2 separate regions of the Homo sapiens genome follow, and region 2 is linked to region 1. A link is a loop called in an ENCODE intact Hi-C map of the cell type or tissue named here. Cell type or tissue: chondrocyte. All regions are shown on one strand.

Region 1 (2,500 bases):
TGACTATGCTTTGGTAACTTTGTTTATTTTGATATTGCCTGATGCACAGAAAATGATAAAAATTTCCATAAGAAAATAGATTGCAACTATTTAAGTCTACAATACTTTTCCTTGTTTTTATAAATTAAAATTTAAATACAATTTTAAGTCTATTTTTTGACCTAAACAATTGTAATACTGAGTTCTTTGTGTATTTCTTAAGAATTTCTTTGCAGGTCCAAACAGATCTAGCATTATTGAGACTGAATAAAAGATGCTTCTTTCAGGTGGCCCCTAATTTAATTGTTTGTAATGATTATTCTAGAAAAAAGCACCACTCTGACACATGGATTTTCTTGTAGGTCAGCATTTTATAAAAAGTATCCTAACGACAAATGGATGATAGGAAGAGCAAAAGAGGAAAAAATATCCGTAAGAAAAGATGTAATACAATTAGTACAAGGGGCAGGAGGTAACAGGAATTTGGTTCTTCTTTCTATATTTTTTTACTTTGAGTTCCTCAAATATTTTATATGCAAGAAAATATTTCAAGTTTTAACACATATGTCATACCATTTTCTTAGTTTGTATTCCATCATGCCATAAGCATTTACTTTCAGAAGGACTTTTGGTTTTATAAATTAAAGGCCTGATTTTTTTTTTTTCAGTGCACTTCTAAGTTAGATAACGCAGAGGGAGGTTTATGTGGAAATGATCGTTTTTCTAAGTGAATGTTCAAACACTGAGTCACTCACAAGTTCTTAAAATCCTATATGTTTTAAGATATATTAGAGGCAGATTCTATACTGAAGAAATAGTGCAAATTTTGCGCAGTTAACATAAAATTTAGCATTTTTCATCCTCCCATTATCTTCAGCCCCATGATTTTGTGTCTTTGGGGATGAATACTTAGACTTTCACTTGATGCATTCAGGCTCTGGGTTAGAAAAAGATGCTTAAAGACTGAGTCATGAATATTGGAAAAGAATATAGTGGGAGGAATCACTCTACATGATATTATGACCTACTATATAGCTGTAGTTAATTAAAACAGTTGCAGTAGTAGAGAAGGAATAGACACATAGATCAATATGATAGAAGGGAGAATTAAGAAATAGACCTTTACAATATGCCCAGCTATTTTTTGACAAAGGAGCAAAAGCAATTTAATAGAGGAAGAATAACTTTTTTTTTCAACAAATGATTCTGGAACAATTGAGCATCCATAGACAAAAATATGAACCTTGACCTAAGCCTCACACCTTACAAAAAAGTTAACTCAGAATGGATCATGGGTTTAAATATAAAAAGAAAACAATAAAACGTTTAGAAAAAAATAAAATCATCACCTAGAGCTAGATGAAGAATTCTTAGACGTAATACCAAAAGCCTAGTTCATGAAATAATCAAAATTTAAAAATGTTTATTCTGTGAAAGTCCTTGTTAAACAGAGAATGAAAACACTAGCTATAAACGGAGAAAATATTTGCAAAACACATATCCAGTAGAAGATTATTATTTAGAATATATATTTTTAAAACTCCCAAAACTGATCAGTTCAATAAAACCCCCCCAAATCCCATTAGAAAATGGACAAAAGATATGATCATACATTTCATGTAAGAGGATATACATGGAAGGAACATTATTGGGAAATTGGTGACAAAGAAATTTGGAGAAGAGATGTGTGAATAGACCTCCCTGAATGGGCAAAAAACATGAAGATAATTGTGTCTCATCAAAGGGCAACCTCAGCAGAGGAGGATTTTAATAGCCAAGTGGATAGGATGACCCGTTCTATGGATATCAGTCAGTCTCTTTCCCAACCACTCCTGTCAGTGCCCAATGGGCTCATGAGCAAAATGGCCATGATGGCAGGGATGGAAATTATGCATGGGTTCAGCATCCTGGACTTCCACTCACCAAGACCAAACTGGCTATAGCCATTGCTGGATGTCCAATCTGCCAGTAGCAGAGACCAACACTGGTAGCAACACCAGATGAGGCAACATTGCCTGGAGTGATCAGCCAACTCTCTGGTGGGAGGTTGATTACATCGGACCCCTTCTACCATGGAAGAGGCAGCGTTTTGTCTTTAATGGAACAGACAATCGGGATATGGATTTGCCTTCCCTGCTTTGCAGTGCTTCTCCCAAAACTGTCCATGAATGGCTTCATTTTGTTTTTTCCTCTCCAGTTTCTCAGGATGTAGCTTTAGATTATTGAATTGAGACATTTCTTCTAATGTATGCATTTAATGTAATAAATTTCCCTCTAAGAACATTTTAGCTACACACCACTCATTTTTGACATGTTATGTTTTCGTTTTCATTTTAATTTACTCAAAACAGTTTTTTTCAATAATTTTACTTTGACTCATATGTTAATACTTGGAAGTGTCTTGTTTCATTTGCAAACATTTGAGGATCTTCTCAATATCATTCTCTTTTTTGATTTCTAGTTCAACTCTATTATGATCAGATAATGTACTTTGTATGATTGCTATTTTTTAAATTTATAA
Region 2 (2,500 bases), 57 kb before region 1:
AGTTTTTATTTCTGCCAGCTTAAGTAGCTAGTGAAACTGGAAAACTGCAGCATCTTTGATTATTTGGGTCACTCCATCTTTGTGAAATTATCCTAGTAATTCCACTGGAGATTTCAATACTTTCTGGGACCCATTAAACTTTTCTTGACCAAAAGTCTTCAGAAATTTCTTTACCTGCAGTCCCTAGTTGATTTGATAGATGACATCTAAACAGCCTATGAAATGTTAACTTTGATTTTTTTTTCTATTATAACAGCTTTATCTTTTAACTTTCTGGTGATGCAGAAACGAGTAACACGACACATCAGACAGAAATTGAACATCACCTAGTGGTATCAGTTCAATTCAGGTAGTTAAAGAATCCAGATGTTGTCACCTGGTACTGTCAAACGACTCTAAGCATGTACTTAAGTTTCATTTCCATAGCATCTGCGGCACTTTGAAGTTCCACTCCTTGTGCTCTCCTCCCACTCTCAAACTAGTGTGCCAATTCAAGTTCTTGAAGACCAGGGAAAATTATGTTTCTTCTGCCGTGGAGATTGATGCTAGTCATCTTAAGTCGTCTGGGGAAGAGGCTCAGAAATGTGTGCATCTTGTGTCTTCCACTTTTATTTTCCCAACCCGTTACGAAGTTTTGGAAGATATCTTGGTCCCAAAAACACTGACTTGACACTGTGCTATTCCTCTCAAGAATCTCATTAACTCCCATTAGAAAGGGGAGTGGTGTGGACTCCGTCTCGTGGTGAAACTCTCTGCAACCCCCTAACATAAATACTAGAGATGGGGATGGTTAGAGGGTCAAAGGAGGGGGACGGAAAAGGGTCGTGAGAAGAGACTCACCGCTGCTGCCAGTTCCTCGGTCAGGCACAACGTAACCAGGAGCAGCCACAACCTGAAATGGGAGGGAGGGTGAGTAATGGGCTCTCTAGGCTTCGGGGTCGTGCGTCTGCCTGTCGCCCCCCGAACCCTTTTGGATGCCTGCTCCCAATTTCTCTGCAGTGACAGAAGTACCAGTATAGTCCCGGCCTGGCAAAGTAACCCGAAGTAAGAAAGAGGAGGGGAGCTCGGGGCAGCAACAGCTCACCCAGGGTGCATGCTTGCGGCTCCTCCGGAGCTGGGTCCCGGGAGACTGCTAAGCGGCTCCGCGGCCCGTGCTCATCTGGGCTCTGCTGATGCTTGGAGGCTGTTTCCTTACTCAGAACAGAGTAGGTGGACGAAGTGGCCCAGTTTGGAAGAAACTAAACACTGCTTCTAGATAAGAAGTGCTCCAAAGGGAAACAGGCTCAGCGGTGCCCGTTACAACTTGCAGCACTCAGGAGATAGTTCCATGCAGCAGGAGAGGAAAGAATGGAGGGGAAAGGGGCGGGGCTGTCTGCTGTCAATCATCCCCCCTACCTTGGGCAGCCGGTAGTCTTTCTCACTTTCAGGCACCTTTCCACACAACAGCCCTAAGTATCTCCACAGCTTCACACACAGCCCCTTAGAGACCTATACGCTAAGACCTAAGCAACTGTGCATCATATACTTTCAACTTTACTGTTAGGTTACACATAAAGAGACATAGGCATACTATTCCCACATAAGACAGATGGGCCCGAAAGTGCCCTTGCACACATGCCCAAATGCATACAACACTGATTCAAATTGATAGTACACTAGGCTATTGGGAAGGGGAGACAGTTTCTGGAGTTGTAAATCCACTCTGAGCTAAGCAGAACCTAAGGATGAGTGGGCCCTCGTGAAATAGATCCAAAACCTTGAAAGACTCTAAAGTGGTTAATTCTAGGAAGATAGAAATGTTGTGAAGAATTCTTCATCAAATTCTTGAAGATTCTCCAAGGAGTCCGCAGAAAGTATTTTCTAGTTCTTTTGTTACTTTAAAAAAAATCTATATATCAGAATTATCAAAGGAACATTCAAGTCTTTATATGGGAGATATCGATTCAGCTGCCATCAACTCTATTTAAATATTTCCAATTAAGTGTTTATATTAATTCTAAGAAACACTGCACTAAATTTATTTAATTCCCTGCCCTAAATCTTTCTGAAACACAACTACAATGAGAGTCAATACCTTTTACATTAGCTCAATATAGGAGGCATTAATTATAGGATTCAATGCAGCTAAACAGAGATATAGCTGTATTATAATAACATAATACCATAGAATAATTACCAATACCTGCTGAATGCTCCCAGATCTTATACGTATATAACACACATAAAGTATTCACGCACATATACTTATTTTCTTACTTGTTTATAAGCATATACTTTATTTATTCCCAATATTTTCACATCTTCTGCTTGTATGTAGAAACTCTCTGTTCTGTGAGCAGCTGGAAGGTAAAGAAGACCAGCAGCCCAGGGAGCACCGACCAAAATTTGTTTCTAATGAGTAACAATAAAAAGCACGGCCCCTCTGAGATCCATCCGCTAAAAAAATAGTCCCAGTTTAGATCTATTTGTAATTGGCTTTGGTACGCACACCAATGAGATT

Evidence for each region. Hi-C counts contacts between places; a loop is a spot of excess contacts. Peaks named below come from ENCODE experiments on the same cell type or tissue, not always from the same donor. Only the 100,000 strongest peaks of a DNase experiment are listed, where the experiment ranks them.
Region 2: it touches region 1 in a loop (3-fold over the local background); 1 of 110 quality-filtered maps calls a loop at or near these places.

What each region holds. Positions count from the first base shown.
Region 1 is chrX:108,493,960-108,496,459 of GRCh38, forward strand. The region is part of intron 1 of COL4A5 (collagen type IV alpha 5 chain); the gene reads left to right. Among named protein-coding and RNA genes, the nearest start is that of COL4A5, 55 kb to the left of the region's middle. In chondrocyte, no CTCF peak of the experiment used is centred here; no DNase peak of the experiment used is centred here.
Region 2 is chrX:108,437,102-108,439,601 of GRCh38, forward strand. It overlaps COL4A6 (collagen type IV alpha 6 chain), which reads right to left and starts at 1,321. Exons shown (of 45, transcript NM_033641.4): 1 at 1,085-1,321; 2 at 841-892. The coding sequence starts at 1,095. In chondrocyte, no CTCF peak of the experiment used is centred here; a DNase peak (open chromatin) is centred at 1,100.